Regions from separate parts of the Mus musculus genome. Here region 1 is linked to region 2. A link is a loop called in an ENCODE intact Hi-C map of the cell type or tissue named here. Cell type or tissue: left cerebral cortex. All regions are shown on one strand. Each heading gives the region's core, and the rest is flanking DNA. Links, peaks and the distances in the headings are about the cores only. Region 1 overlaps Gm39748 (a long non-coding RNA gene). Region 2 holds the start of A330023F24Rik (RIKEN cDNA A330023F24 gene).

Evidence for each region. Peaks named below come from ENCODE experiments on the same cell type or tissue, not always from the same donor. Only the 100,000 strongest peaks of a DNase experiment are listed, where the experiment ranks them.
Region 1: a loop joins it to region 2, with 3 times the contacts of the local background. A loop is called at or near these places in 2 of 42 quality-filtered maps.

The regions. Positions count from the first base shown.
Region 1 is chr1:194,881,950-194,890,284 of GRCm38, reverse strand. It overlaps Gm39748 (a long non-coding RNA gene), which reads left to right. Exons shown (of 3, transcript XR_865916.1): 3 at 3,467-3,839. Among named protein-coding and RNA genes, the nearest start is that of Gm39748, 15 kb to the left of the region's middle. In left cerebral cortex, for the core only: a CTCF peak has its summit at 4,723 (motif pointing left); DNase peaks (open chromatin) are centred at 4,460, 4,875 and 8,244; H3K27ac peaks cover 4,120 bases.
Region 2 is chr1:195,011,953-195,020,287 of GRCm38, reverse strand. It overlaps A330023F24Rik (RIKEN cDNA A330023F24 gene), which reads right to left and starts at 2,889. Exons shown (of 8, transcript NR_015566.2): 1 at 2,737-2,889; 2 at 1,348-1,687. In left cerebral cortex, for the core only: a CTCF peak has its summit at 3,387; DNase peaks (open chromatin) are centred at 1,168, 1,955, 2,982 and 3,349; H3K4me3 peaks cover 3,511 bases; H3K27ac peaks cover 4,122 bases.

The sequences.
Region 1 (8,335 bases), core at 283-8,282, 130 kb after region 2:
ATCTCCAACTTCTTTCAGCTCTGTTGACTGCAACAGACTTCTTTCTCTTGGGCTAGTTCTACTCCCTGTTAGTGGCTTTCCTGGGGAAATATCCCATGACTTTATCACTTTTTATCTCTTGGGACTTCAAGGCAATCTAGGCTTTATTTTTACAGATTCTGGGACTGGTGTTCTTGATCTTCATCCCTTGATACTGGCATCTCAAAAACAATGGTGTTTTTCTGCTGGGCTGTACTTCCTCTAGTAGCCTCTCATAGTCTCTTCATAGTGCCAAACCTGAACTTCTCTGAAGATTCTTCAGTCCTGGATCTTCAACTGACACTGAGGCTGCATTTTCACCAATGGCCTTTCCTAGTCTCTCATAGTGCCAAGTCTCCACTGCTCTCCATGACCCCTTCATGTCTTCAAAGGGGGCATCTGATAGGAGAGTAAGACAATCTTAGTGATGAAGCACTATTAAGGTTTAAATCTAAAATGTTCCTCATAGGCTCTTATGTTAAATGGTTGGTCTGAAGCTGATGATGCTATTTGAAAAGGTACCAGAAATTTCAGGAAGTGGAGAATAGCTCGAGGTGTGCATTTAAAGGTCATATCTGGCTCAGATATTGTCTTCTTCCCTGTTTCCTGCATGCCATGAGGAAAACAGCTTCCTCTACTGCATGCTTTCACCGCCATGATTTCCCTACCAAACACACAGGGCTGGACAACGATGGACTAACTCATAAGAAACTATGAGCAAAATAAGTTTCACCTCCTTCAACTTGTTCTCTCAGGTTATTTTCATAAGAGTAGTGCTAAGTAATTAACACATACATCAAGGCTCAAAATAAGGGACTTCTGAGTTGTGGAAGTTCCTTATAGGAGACAAGACAACTCAGTGTTTGTTAAGAGTTGGCAGGAACATCAAATCTCCTGATCCCTCTTTGCTTAACCAGACTTCTCTTTCTGCTTGCATATTCCACTGAGAATCCAGTCTCATTAATTGTATCTAGTAGGATATTATGAGCTTTGGGTAGCAGAAAACCCAACTACAAGTGATCTAAATATGGAAAATGTTTAATTTTTTAATAGCAAGACAGATCCCAGGCATTCATTGAATCTTGTGGTGCAATAATGTCAAGAGTCTCCATGAATTTCCTAACTTTCTCTCTGAGTACCTCAGTATTATGTTTGTTATTCTGACCTATATCTTTTATGATTGTAGAAGACGGCAGGAACTCCAGGCAAAGACATTGAGAAACAGCAAAGGTACTTTATCTTTTCTGTGCCCTATTAAACAGGAAGAAAATTTCTCTATCAACTAATCCCTCAACATGCTTCTCCCATGGCTTCCTGGACAGCATATGTTCACAGTACACTATATTAATTCCCAATCACTTGATGAAGCCAGTGAGGAAAAATTAACTCTCCCTGAAGCTTAGGTACTCTGCCCACAAAGCACAAGTCTTCTATTAACTGAGATAATGCAAGCAGCAATATCTGTACCAATTACCACCTTAAATACTTATGGTGGTTTGAATGAGAATGGCCCCCATAGACACATATATTTGAGTGCTTGTTCACTAAGGAGTGGAACTATTTTAAAGGAGTACAAGGATTGGGAGGAATGAATTTGTTGGAGCAGGTGTGGCTTTGCTGGAGGAAGTCTGTCACGAGTGGAAGGTGGGCTTTGGTGTTTCAAAAGCCCATGCCTGTCCCAGTCTCTCTCTCTCTCTCTCTCTCTCTCTCTCTCTCTCTCTCTCTCTCTCTCTCTCTCTCTCTCAGGATCTAACTCTCAAATATTGCTCCAGTATCATGCAAGCATCCATTGACTAAACCTCTGAAGTGTAAGCAAGCCCCAATTAAATGCTTTCTTGTCTAAGAGTTGCCTTGGACATGATGTCTCTTCATAGCAATAGATTAGTGACTGAGATGGCACTGGACATAATGTTCTCTTTCAAGATGTTTCTTTTTCAATTTGAAAGAATCAAATAACATGCTGGTCATCATTAGCAAGCTGAGGTTTTAAGCAGATAAGGTTGTGATATCAGAGGTTATGCAAATGCAGTATTTCCTGGAAACCTAAAAGTCCTCATTGCTTCCTGATATTTTTCTAGATTCTTAAATCATTACTTATGTTCATAGTTAAGAGAAACTGAAGAAAGGAGCTTCCCTAGTCAATTTCACCGCTGTGAAGACACTATGACCAAGGCAACTCTCATAAAGAAAAGGTTTTAACTGGGGAGTTGCTTACAGTTTCAGAAGTTGAGTCTATTATCATCATGGCAGGGAGCATGGCAGGACACAGCATTGGGGCAGTAGTTGAGAGCTATATCCTGGTCCATAGGCAAGAGAGAGAGGGGGGGGGAGAGAGAGAGGAAGAGAAAGAGAGGAGAGAGAGAGAAGAGAGAGAGAAAGAGAGAGAGAGGAGAGAGATAGAGGAGAGAGAGAAAGAGAGAGAGAGGAGAGAGAGAGAAAGAGAGAGAGGAGAGAGATAGAGGAGAGAGAGAAAGAGAGAGAGGAGAGAGAGAGAAAGAGAGAGAGGAGAGAGAGAAAGAGAGGAGAGAAAGGAGAGAGAAAGAGAGAGAGAAAGAGAGAGAGGAGAGAGAGAGAAAGAGAGGAGAGAAAGGAGAGAGAAAGAGAGAGAGAGAAAGAGAGAGAGGAGAGAGAGAGGAGAGAGAGAGAAAGAGAGAGAGGAGAGAGATAGAGGAGAGGAGAGAAAGAGAGAGGGGAGAGAGAGGGGAGAGAGAGAGAGAAAGATAGAGGAGAGAGAGAGAAAGAGAAAGAGAGGAGAGAGAGAAAAAGAAAGAGAAAGAGAGGAGAGAGAGGAGAGAGATAGAGGAGAGAGAGAGAAAGAGAGAGGAGAGAGAGAGGAGAGAGAGAAAGAGAGAAAGAGAAAGGGAGGAGAGAGGAGAGAGATAGAGGAGAGAGAGAGAAAGAGAGAGAGACTGAGAGAGAGACAGAGAGAGAGATAGAGAGAGAGAGGGAAGAGAGAGAGAGAGAGAGAGAGAGAGAGAGAGAGAGAGAGAGAGAGAGAGAGAACCCTGAACCTGGCATGGGCTTTTGAAACCTCAAAGCCCACTTCCAGTGATACACTTCCTCCAATACGGCCATATCTACTCCAGAAAGGCCACATCTTCTCCAATAAGACCACATCTCCTAATCCTTCTAATCCTTCTTAAATATTGCCACTATCTGGTGACTAAGCAGTCAAATATGTGAGCCTATGGGACCATTCTTATTCAACTTGTCACAGACTCTACCACATGGCTCCGAATCTTCCAGCTTCTTAGTCCATTTCTTGCCTTTCTGGGCCTGTGAAGCAGTATGCCAGTAGCCTGGTGGATGCAGGACTTAACTACAGTCTACACAGGGAACTTTACAGAATAGAGGTTCTCAAAACTTCCTTGTTCCTCACAAAATCACCTAGAATCTCCTTTGAACAGGAACTATGGGTCTCTATCTCTAAAAAGATGCTTTCTTCCAGGTTTGAGAAGTTTGCTGTTGTCCAGGACTACTGATCATCATTTTCCCATATGAGGATCTAACATTCCTTCCAATTTGGAGAGAGACATCTAAGATGGCTGCTGCACAACTTTTACCCTCAATAAAACCTACTTCACTGTCAACCATTCCACCACACAGCGGGCTGGCTGGTCAAAGACACAGATGCTCTCTTCCCCAAGAACCGTAGGGGTCAAAAATTCCTAGGAAGAAAGAAAAGAGCAAGTTTGTGGTCTCAGAGTCTAACTAGATGAACTGCCACTGAACTCCATGCCTTTTCTCTCCCTTTGTTTCTTCCACCCAGAAGTAAGTAGCCTAGTTATCAGTTCTGAAGGCTACACAGGGGGAAAACAGGCAGAGAGCACCAATAAAGGCAAAGCTCCACAGATCTGGCGTCCTAGTCACAGAGGAGGTGGGTGGGGGTGGAGTGGACAGAGCTGTGTAAAGGTGCCTTGTGGAGGAGGGACTGACCCAGAGTCTGTCCTGTGTTCCCTGTTAGTACACATGCTCTGAAAGCAGGTGCAAACATTAGAAATATACTCCTACCAAGCATGCAGGTGTGCCTATGGTTTTCTTTTGCAAAGAACAAATTAGATTTCCTAATTCCTCTCACAGTCAACACCAGATCCCTTCAAGGGTTGAGAAACCTAGAGATGACAAATGATGAAAGGAAGTTGGTGTCTCCAGGTACTAGAAGATGCATCAGGCTCCTGGGCAGTGTCCTGGGAAGCCCTGACTGTTCCTTGTCCCTCCAGGATGTCTGCAGAAGACACAAGGTCTACAAGCAAGGCAGCTCCAAACATTGTTCATAGCCAGTGTCAGCCTTGGCCAGGCACTGGCCGCTTTGGCCCTGAGTGAACTCTGGGCTGCAGGCCAGAGCAGCTTTGAGACCTCTTCCCTATCTCCCCACTTGCAAAGCAAGGGCTGTGCCTCTGGGTTTGTGCCCAGCTCTGCACTGGTGACTCAGTAGGTTTGAAGCTCTATCTTGCAGCGCCCACACTGGAAGAATCACACAAAGAGCTCCTCCACAAAGCCGGAGCTCCCCATCACAATATTGCCCTCGGCACCCAAGCAGAAATCGCCAAAGCAATGGACAAGGGGAGACCCTAATTTTCCTCTAGACCCCTGCAGTTGCACATGGACTCCAAAACATTAGAATAAACTTGGTGCTTCGGGCAGGAGCACAGAGGCAGTGCAGAGGTCTCTTCTCTGTTTAAGTGATGGAGGGGCCTTGCCTGGAGGCCCTCTTCTGGCAGGAGACTTGATTCTCCAGGGAGCCTGTGGATGAGTCTTTAATCTTAGTTCCGCCTGCCGGCTGTGTACCAGCTGTCCAGCCTTTAGAAATCCACTCCCCCTCTCTGTGTTTTCTTGAATATAACTAACTATAGCTACCATTCGAACTCTTAATTATTTTCTATGTACTTCACATATATTATTTTTATCTCCACAACGATTTTGCAGGCTTGGTGTTATTGCCCACATTCTGCAGATGGAAAAGTAGGATTGTACCCAAGGAATCTGATTTGCCAAGATTATACCACTGTTAAGTGGGGACACATGACTTGAATATGTTTCTGCCTGCAGACACTGTACTGTCTTTGGGAGAACACTGATACTATGCAGTGTTTAAGAGGTGAAACACTGACAGTGTCATTCTTTTCTGTCCTGTCTTTTTCTGGCTAGGTCCTGAAGGCAGGGTAGATAGCATAGCTATTCTTTGTGGAGGTCAGAGAGCAAGAGGAAAGGGTTCAAACAGCTAAGCAGTTAGTCTCATTCACCTTTTGCCGCTGAAGTGACGGGATCACTTCTTCCCTGTCAGTTCTACGACACACGGAATAAGTCTTCGAATGATGCAGGTCACTGTCGTAGGTTCCTGGCCCCCACCAGATAGGCAGAAAAGGTTCTCCTTTGTTTAGGACTGGAACATAGATGATTCTGAGGTCCTAGGCCTCAATCTTATGACCATTCCTAGGAGGCCAAGAGTGCCTCAATTTTTCTTTTGTGTTTTTATTCACTTCCTAAATAAAATGTGAAATACTGTGGAGAAGAGGGTGTCAGTGAAATCTGAGTGCTAGTCTTATAAAATCAAATCTGTTAATAGTATAACTAATCTTGCCTGGACCACAAGCGGTAATACTCAAAGTAGATGATGGACAAATATGTGCTTTGGGAAATGCAAAGTGCTTTGGAAATATAGATGATGATATTATTAGTACAGGGTTCTGGAAGAAATGGGAATATAAAAATGAATGCCGTTTTGGAACCTTTCAGACTGGAAGACAAAGCAAGCATGGCTACCCAGGAGAAAGGAGAACACTCAGGTACCACTAGTGGGAATATAAATTAGTGTACCTACCATGGAGAACACATGGAATTTCCTTTCAAAAGTCAGAAATAGAGCTACCATTGGATAGTTACCGTACTATTGGGTTATTGCCCAAAGGAGATACATTTTGTGAATTAGACAGGCATCTGCACACAATATTTACTACATTATTATTAATAATAACTAAGATATGGAGACAACCTAGATATATAAACAAATTAATAAATTAAGAATGTAAGGTGTATATATACAGTGAAATTATTATTATTATTATTATTCAGCCACAAAAGAATGTCAACCTATAATGTTACAGTAACATGGATGGAAATGGAGAAAATTTTATTAAATAAGTCAGGCATAGAAAAACAAGAGCCAAGCCATTTCACTATTATGCAGAATTTAAAGAAGCTGGTTTCATAGTGTCATCCAAAGCTAGGGGTGGCATGGAGGGAACAGACACTGTTAGGGTGGATGAGAAGGAACGCTAGTAACACAGAGTCATGTGAATTTACAGTAATTTGTTGTGCATCTCAAAGCATCAGTATGAGCTCAGACTGCTCGTGCGTGTCGGTAATTCCAGCAGTAGGTACAAGGAGGCAGGAGGATCAAGAGCTCAAGTTAGTCCTTTAGAACTTGTAGTTCAAACTACATAGTAAGTGAGTTGGAGGCCAGCCTTAGATACATGAGATCCTATCTAAAACATAGCTATCAATTACACACATTATTTACATATATAACACGAAATATCACAATATGCTCATAATGTGCAATCATGCCAATGTAAAATATGTTTTAAAATAAGTATATGAGTAGTTAAAGTATAAGATACAAAACATCCAAGTACTATACAGTACATACCCCTTTTGTGAACCTTCCTGCTTTTGAAATAATAAAGAATATACATATCTGTTTTTTGCATAAATTTTATTACTAGAAGAACTCCTCTGTTCAATAGTTACTGTCAATCTGTCTCTTCAGTTAGCCCCATGTTTTCCTGATGGTCTGTGGTAGGTACTTTTTTCTTTGAGGGGTTTAGGGTTAAGGTACCCAAGCATGGGTATGCATCATTTCCCTCTTATTTCTATTAAAAAAATACCCAAACTTTGGACTATAAAACAGCATACATTTAGTGCTTCACAGTTCTGGGTGTTACAGTCCAACATGAGTTTCACTTGTCTAAAAGTGTTTGCAAGACTGTTTCTTCTGGAGGCTCCAGGGAATTCTTCTTGGCCTGTCTTGGGTTTTAGAGAATCTATGTCTTGTTCACAGAGAATTACTGTACTCTGCTTTCATCAGCAAATTCCTATCCATACTTTAAAGTTGCAACCCCTTTCTTTTAAGGGACCTTCTAATTACATCAGGCCCACATACAGTAATCCCTCCATCTCAAGAGTCTTTTACATTTTCTATATTCTTTGAGATTTTTACATGTGTAATGTATTTGATTATGCCCACCCTGTTTCTCCATCTCCAATCTCCCAGACTCTCTTAACTTAATAACCCCAGTTTTTCTTTTTTCTTGATAATCGATTGAGTCCAATTACAGCTTCCTATAAGTATATGAGTGTGGGGCCATCCACAAAGACAGGCAATGTACTAGACGTTGATTCTCTGAAGAAAACTGACTCTCAGTTGGTTCCCTCAACAACTATCAGTTGTTGGTTTTAAGCTAGGAGCAGGGACTTGGTGCATCTTAAGAGTTTTACTGCAATCACAGGTATAAAAGTCCTTCAGCCTGATAATACAATGTAATCACAGACATCAGAGACTAGGACTAGGACTTCTTTGAGCCAAAGGATTAGGGGATGGAGATGGCAGAACATTTGCAACATCAATAAAATCTAGATTTTCAGATAAATATTTAAAAATAAATATTCCTGGACGAAGAAGCACAGATTTATAATCCCAGCAATTGGCGCACAGAGACAGAAGATTGTTTGAGATCAGACTGGGCAAAAAAAGGAAGAGGGAGGACCCTGCCCAAATAATAACTAAAACCAAAACAAGAAGGAAAACATCTACATACAATAGTGAGCTCTCCTTCTTCAAATAAGTCACAGAGTAACTTTATAAAGATTTTCACTGCCTTTATATAACCAATAGAAACAGACTTAACTGCTATGGGGAAGAAGCTATTGGCAACATCACATGTAGGTCCCACAGAAGAAGAAAGAACTTTCTAGGTTGAGAAGTTATAATCCTATGTGTGTCTCACTGAGGTCTGGCTACAGCCTTGAGACACCAGTAGTTAACAATTGATCACAGTCCTTCAGCTACTCTAATCTACACTTCTCTGGTTCCATAGACTCCAAAACACTTACAAAAATCATTAAACTGCATTTTGTAGGCCAGTTTCAGGTTCATAACAAAACTGAGCTGAAAGTACAGAGAGTTTCCATATACACAGGCCCCACACCCACACCCTCCTCCACAAAAACATTTTTGAAAGCAGAGTCCTTGGCTTCTTTTCATTTCCAAAAGTAATACCAAGATAAAAAATTTAAATGTAGCTGCTCTGGCTGAAGT
Region 2 (8,335 bases), core at 24-8,023:
TCTGACCAAATGCTGCTGCCTGCTGTGGACCTCAACCCATGTCTCCATATGGAGGCAGAGAGAGAGAGAGAGAGAGAGAGAGAGAGAGAGAGAGAGAGAGAGAGAGAGAGAGAGGGAGGGAGGGAGGGAGGGAGAGAGAAGAGAAGAGAAGAGAAGAGAAGAGGAGAGGAGAGACAGAGACAGAGACAAAGGGGCTATTTGAAAAACACAAACCACAAGTCTACCACATCTGAGATGAGCTCCTATGTCTGCTTTCACTCTCCTCCATCACTAGGCACATGATGGAACATCTCTGGTTTAGGCTGACTAGGGCAGGGAAGCCAAGTAGTCATACTCTGGTAAAGATGGGGTCCCCGGTCGTGGGACCCTGACCCAGAAGGCTTCCATTTAGACCTCCATCCAGTGCTGTGACCCAGCATGGAACCAGGCAGTTCTGCTTTCAGACCACCTTCATTGCAACAATCATAACTGCATCTATCTATACAGTGGCTGTATTCCTCTATCAGAGACCCCTTTTTAAATCCCCACCCACTCCTTAGAATTAGCACAGCAGGGCCAACCATGTAAAGGACAAGCAGATATGCCTTCAAAATGGCAGCCTCAAAGGAATCCAGAGTGTAAACCCAGCCAGGAAAAGGAAAGCTAGAGACAAGGAAAGGACACTGCCAACCCCCTCCCAAAAGGTTTTCACTCCTTCCCTTAAAAAAGTCCCTGCCCCCAAACTAGAAAGGATAAAAGGGAAAGGAAGACATTATCCCCACCTCTAAGCCAGGGACTACAGGTGACACAGGGTACTCAGAAGGACATTCTGGGGTCCATGTCCTCAGATGAGACAGCAGATCATTTCTGTGCTCAAACTTGGTCACTAAGTGGCTACCTCATTCAGGGAGGGAAACTCCCACTGTTCCCTAGCAGACCCTCAGCTGTGAGCCGCAAGGAGTGGGGAGGTAGAGTTGCAAAGGAGGCTTGAGAAGGCACAGGCCACCCTGAGTTATATAACAAGGAGGGAGGTGTTTGTCCCAGGCCAGAGACCCAGGGTGCAATGCGTTCTTGCTCTGGATGCGCAGTCATGGGTGGAGCCACTACGCATGGTGCAGGGCCAAGCAAACCCCCTCCCACAAATATGAGACCCATTACAAGGATAAGATGGGGTGCCAGAACTCTAATTTTCTAGTTTTCCCCCAGTACAAGACAGCTGCTGCCGCCCCAGTTTCATTCATCTCCTGGTTCCCTAGACTGACAAATCATTCTAAAGGGAGTCCTTCAAAGCCCTACCCACTTACTTTTTGAGAAACATCATAACAGCCAGTTTCCAAGCAATACTCTGAGGTTAGTCCCCATCCTTACCTTCCCAAGCACAAGGTAGCGTCAACTTCCAAAAGGCAGATTCTTCCAATAGTGGGCTCAGCTCAGAGCTGATTTGAGGACTTTTGGACGACCAGAGCATCAACGCAGATCTGTTCACTTGGGAGCAGCCCATTCAATAGGAAGCCCAGGGTAATGGCGACAGCAGCAGCAGTTCTGCCCTACCTTGCCCGATAGTTTCCAGGGGAGCCAAGAATTATTTTTGCCGCAACACTGAGGTGTGGCAGATTGGAAAATTCCCTTTTCTGACACCAAAGCAGAGGACAAATATTTTCTTCCAATTTGTTCAATCCTCTTCAAATCCATCTCCCCAGTCTCCTCCCTCCAAAAAAAAAAAAAAAAGTTTGAGGCATTTTAAGCTCTTCCTCATAGTTCCTGAAATTTAAAAAAAGGTAAAGGAAGACGCTTCAGTTGGGCAGTCTGAAGCAGGCAGACTCACCTACGCACACCCCTAAAAGAGATTTTAGAAGCTGCTGGGCTTCTCTCCCTCCCCTTTAAGCAAGTGAAATGCAAATTCAGATTTGATACTCTGTCCTTAGCCAATCAAAAAGAGGTTTTCACCTGCCATTGGCCCTCCCACCAATGAGAGGAAGTGTCTGAAATAAGAGCCCTCCCCTGGCCAATGGAAGGCCAGCTCAGTCACTTAGTTAATGATGCAGCAGTACAGGGAAGGCCATCACATGTGAACTGGAAGGGAGCCAACATGGAGACACAGAGAAAGCAAGGTAAACAACTTTCCAACGCCAAAAGGATGACATTTAATCTCTAAATGTTAGCTTCCCACCTAGACTCATCTTTAACCCTTCTGCTGGTCCCACAGATCCCAGGAGCTTCACTACCTGTCTCCACAGAGCTCCTAACAAGATGCAACAGTGACTGCGTCATCATTCCCCACTTTTCTCAACTACGCAGTGACAACCTCCCAGCATCACCCCACTTCTCTCAGCCCACACCCTACCCTATGCCGATGCTCTTCCACCACCCCAGATGCCCACAACTAGACGTTTTAATAAGAGAATGCCTGGAAAAACAGTCCCTCTTGCCTGCTTCTTGTCACTTCTCACTCTCTTCCTTTCCCATAAGCCTGCACAGATGGACACTGACACCCAAACAACCTGGAAAACCAGTCTCTCCATCCACCAACAGAAAACAGGGTAAAGGGTGAAAGGTTAAGTGGGAAGCCGGGGATGGTTCACTCCTCTCCTCTATCCTGGTCAGACTTAAATAGATGACACTAAGGGAGAAGAAATTAAAGTAAAAATAAAATAAAATAAACCTCCAAGGGAAAAAGACAGCAAAAGGCAAGAAAGAAGGTAAGAAAAACAGCACCCACATACCCTAGACATTGCCCTTATCACAAGAAATACATACGTGGAAGAAGTGGGTTACGCCATCAAGTCCTTAAGCCACACTGGACCACCAGTCGTCTCCTGCACAGTCCCAAATCCCTGTCCAGATACAAGGTGCCGCAGTCCTGAATGTTCCAGAATCCACTCTGATTAAGCCTTCCACTGCCACCCTACCAACTCTTGTACTCACTCCTGCCCCCACCCGTTCCCACGTACTCCCCATGGGAACTGCCTGTGCCACCTTGCGTGACATCTTAGCCTAGGCTACCCAGAGGCCTCTGGACACCCAACAGATTTCTGAACGCTTGGCAGAACCTGGTGCCCAGTGTTGCTATGACTTGTTTCTTGATTTTTCTCTCCGCTGCAGCACGGCTGCTGCTAGCAGACCTATCGACAGCTTGTATGCTCATGCTGGCTCTCTCTCTCCTTCTCTCTCTCTCCCCCCCTTCTCCTGTCTCCTCCCCCCTCTCTCTTCTATCCCTCTCTCTCCTCTGTCTCTCTCCCCTCTCCCCCTCCTCTCTCTCTCTCTCTCTCTCTCTCTCTCTCTCTCTCTCTCTCTCTCTCTCTCTCTCTCTCTCTCTCTCTCTGAGCGCTGTGACGCAGATCTAAATTCTCCAGTCTGCTCCTTGTGTTGCAGAAGCAGAACTGCAGCTTTCCCTCTGGAGAGGCAGAGGGCAGTGCCAAGGCTGGTCAAACAAGGAAAAAAAAAAGTTGGACCTACATTCTGTTTTCTTGGCCACACATTTTAGCCTGGTTTTTTTTTTTTTCCTTTCTTTCTTTCTTTTTCTTACCTAACAGCTCCGTAACACACAGGTCCCTATTTCTGCAGCCTTTCTTCTTCACTTTGAGATTCATGGGAATAAGACTAGCTTTAACTCTTTGAATGGCAGCTCCCAGGGCTCAAATCAACCAGGGCTGTCCTTAACTAAATATTGCATCATCTTTTCTTGAGCCATATGGGCTTCTCCTAGCCATAGGCTAAAATAGTCCTCACCATGAGACCACCATTTCATTAACTCTTTCTGTCACGACAAGTCCAAAATTATAATCATGGTGCCCAGACATTATTTTTCTGACATTATTTTTGCCTTTTTATTTCATCTCTTTTTTTTGTTCATTTTGCTTGTTTGTTTGTTTTGTTTTGGGGCATGAAATCAGGACTTTTAAATCCTGAATTTCCTAAGGCTAAAAAGCATAATTAAAACATTTTTTTTGCTAACTCCACAAATGAGATCCTTCTATCAGATCAGGTATTTTAAAGAATAAACCAAACAGCAGCCTGAAGAAATCCAGAGTAATGTACGTCTATTCATTCAGTGTTTAAAATTTTAGAATCTAGTTAGGTATGTTCAATTACTTCCCCAAAGGCAGGAAGGCCACACATCTAAGATTTGTTGCTGAGTCATTTCTTCCCAAGATCCTTCTGACAACAAAAAAGACAACAGAATGATGGCCAAGCCTAGACCTAACATAGCCAATACCTGTTTCTTCCCTAGGATGGGTAACCAGATGAACCCCCAGTCCTTGAGCAATACTTTAACACATCCACATACCTGGAAACTCTTATGAGGAAAGTTCCACTGATGCTTCAGAGCCAGGTACAAGTTACTTTAGGGTAGTGACAACTCTTAGCAGCAAAGCACAGCTTCTAACATCCCCTTTCCTGACAATGCTACAAAGAATAGCTCAGATACTAACCCAATGAACCCTACATAACCAGACACATTCAACAAGGCTCATGTTCCAACTATTATATATATAACTTATTATATATATAAATGTTTTCTACACCAGCCTCTAGCTAGATGTTTTAGATGTGTTTGGGTCCTGAGGCAATAAGCTGATTCATAAAATGCATCTTGCAACTTTCAGAAAGATGAACAAGAGGTCAGGCAACCACCTCTTCTATACCAACTATCCTATACAGCCTTTACACAACCACCCTGGCTAATATTTCAGCCATCAGAGAGAAGGACCACCTGGAAGACAACCTGGTATTCCCTGGTTTTAAAAGAAGCCCAGGGCATTTGTGCCAGGATCCCAGGGAGGGGAAAGTGCTTCAAATTTACACCTTCTGGGCTGCAGGGTAGCGTATGCCAATAAAGAAGTCACCTACTGGTCTGATGAGCAAAGGCATATGGCTTTAATGTCACTTAAGGCAAGGCCCCCAGAATGGTCCTCTGCTTATTCAGATCTCCATTTTCCAGTTTCCTTCTCCAGGGGGAGGGGGACAAACAAAAACAACAACAAAAAACATGCCTAAGTTCATGTCAGGACATTCCAGATTTACCCATGAGCCCAGGATCAAATAAACAAAGAGCTCTGCCAAGGAGCCTTCTCTTTCAGGAGGGGGAACTAGAAGGAAGTAGGATCAGCATAGAGTGAGCTCAAAATCTCATGAACTTGGTGAATGATGTGGCTACTCAGTGCCATGGCAATAGGAATGTCATGGTAGGTAGAAGTGACAAGAGGTAAATCATGAGAAACAAGCAAGAGATTCATGGGAATAAAGTAGGGACAAACATAGCCATAGAACTTGAGGAGTGAGGCCACTGTGGTCTGCAACACAGCAAGACTGTGCTAAAGTCTTCACAGAGAAATGGCCATGACAGCAGTGGTGACTTGCAAAGTATGGTGACACTCTGTAGGAAAACTTTTCTTCCTCCTCAGAATTTTACTAAGATTAAAGCAATCATCTTAGGTGCCTCTGACTAATTCTAGGTCTTTCTTCCATTAAAATGATTCGGTGGGGCACTGAGAACAGAAAAACAAGAGATGACCAGGAAGCAGAAATGAATTCTGTTCCAGAAGCATGGGCGGATGTTTACTTAGCAAGCTCGGTGAAGCTTACAAGGAAGCAGTTTTACAGGGTGCTATGTGTAGTATTTGATTTCAGGGGTAAAGATAACTCCTGAGCAAGGACAGGATACTAGAGGCCTGCCTGGGAACCTGAAAAGGCAGGGTATCAGCTCCTACCCCAATAGTGCCAGTTTCCCTAGCTTTTCAACAATTATAGGCCTTGGGAACTAAAATTCTCTGGACACAGTGAGCTCTCCTAGGCCTCCAAAGGATATGGGTCAAAATTTCAAAATGCACCCCCCACAATGCTTTCTTTTTCTTTAAAGGGAGGGAGCTAAACTTTGACCTATCCTTGTCCAAAGTGTGGACTGCATGTACTCTGTACTGGTCACAAACTCCATTAGCCACATTAATAGGCAAAAGTAGGGTTCCTGCCTTTTTGTTCTCCTATCAGGCCCATCTTGGGAAGATTGGGTCTTAGGGAAAACAGGGAGCTGTGCAAGAAGCTAACACACACTTGGAACATTTGGAGCCTGAGTTAAGTATTTCACATAAACTGCACACAAATCTGGTCTCCTGTGGAAGTAGCTAGCTAGGTACAAAATGTGGTAGGCATTTCCACTAAGAACCTGGATGCAGACAAATTACTGTGACCTCAGGAGGTAAAACATTCGTGAAGTACCTACTAAGTGCTAAACTAACACACAGTATAGAAGTACAGGAAATGGGCCAACACTTCAGACAGATTTGCCAGCTTAGTATCCTATAAGCATTCTCAGATTTGCATTATGGATATTAAAAAGGTCTACTCTTAAAAAGTTTGAATTCGTTTCTCCAGTGAACTAATAGCAACTGATTGATCCTCAGGCTAGCCCATAGAGGTCCAGTTTCTCCTTTTTTTTTTTTTTTTTTTTTTTTTAAGTAACCAACTATAATGTCTCCCAGCCAGGCATGTAACAAAGAAGAGAAGTAGACTAGGGTAGAATGTCCCATGAAAGTAAATAAATGTCAGTCTTTGCAGGCAGTCCCTCCAGCTCTGTGTGGTCAGAGATATCTAGAAATGGATACCACAGAGTCATGACTGCCCGATTTTTTCATAATAAAAAGGAAATTTAGCTTTATGTTAAACTCCTAAGTTTTCAACCACTACCAAAAAAAAAAAAAAAAGAAAAAAAAAAAACCTTGTAAAATCCACATACACCTACAAAACTTCCAAGGTGTTCATGGGTCCAATAATGAATGTGTAAAGCCAAGGAGAACAAGTACTGCCAGAGAAAAATGCAACAAATTGAAGAATATGGCAAAAAAAGAAAGTCAATATACCAACATTGCCATTTGAAGAAAACAAAGGTAATCAAAGCTTTCAGATCAATCCTTGATGGATACAAGTAGAATGCTGTATTAAAAAGAGTTGTTAAGTAGACATGATACCATTAAAGTGCCAGCATTTGTATCCCATCTTGAACTACTAGAAGTGGAGATGGATCATGTTAGTATACTGGCTCTGACTCCCACTGAGGGCTATGCCTGTAGATGTCCATAAGGCCAGAAGAGGGTATCATATTCTAGCACTATCCAAGGCATAGATAGGGTCCTCTATAGAAAACACTGCAGCCAAGAAACTATTCTGCCTCTTTGTGACTCAGTAACTTTGACCCTTCTTTAGAGAACTTGGACAACTAAAGCACAGGAAAGACCAAATTTCTCTATAGGTAAATATGAGCCTTTTGGTCTTTGTTCTGCCGCCAGAGTACCATGGAACAAGCTTGCTCTCCCAAAGTCTTTTGAGATATTTTATGGTAGCTCAACAAGGAGATACAAAAGAGAAATTAAAAAAGGAAGCAGGAAAAAGAAGCTAGAGAGAAAATTCCTTAGAATAGTTGATCAAAGTTTATACACCAAAGGAAAGTTAAAGATGTGTAGCATTCATGACAAAAGAGGCACAGCTGGGTAAGGCAGCATGGGAAAGTCCCGGTGTCCCTACAGAAGAGGAAGGCAGGTCTGAGGCCAGCAAGCAGGCACCAATAATCCAAGATCCACAGATTACAACCAGGAAATTGTAGAAGAAATGCCTATGACTCATGTTCCTAAGTGCAGAACATTCTTTGGCTCACTGGGGATTGGAAGGAGGAGTCTTTTTTCCTGAAGGATCACATATTCTAGATGTGACCCATCTTCTGTCCTCAGGTGCTATGCTAGATGGATATTCTCCACATTGCTTGTTTTTCGACCTTTTACTGAGGTTATAATAAAAAGTTTTTCATTTTAAAAATCATCCAAATTATCAGGCCTTTTCTTTATGGTAAGGGATTTCTTTGCCATCTTTAGGAACTGCATGTCTAGCTCAAGATCATGAAGATACTATTAGCTTGTACATGAAGTTTTGTTTTAACATTCACATTTATATCATTGTTGGATCATTATTTTTATATGGCCTAGATTAATTATTTCCACTAGCAGTGGTGTGTTTGTTTGTTTTATCAAAATATCTACCTATTCCCTGTTTCTAATCAGTACGTAAATCTCTTTGTCATAAAGCAGGGGTTTCAACATGTATGTATCTACTAGGCTTTCTATTCCATTCCTTTAGTCAAAAATAAAATAGAGCCAGCATGATAGCACAAACCTATAATTCATAACTTGGAAGGTAGAGGCAAGTGGATTGTAAGTTTGATGCCTACCTATGCTACGAAGTGTTATGTGCAAAGGGGAGTGGGAGGAGGCTTTGAATTTAGACCAGTGGCAGAGTGCTTGTCTAGTATATGTAAAGCCTTGTGTTCAATCGCCAGCACTTGAGAGAGAGAGAGAGAGAGAGAGAGAGA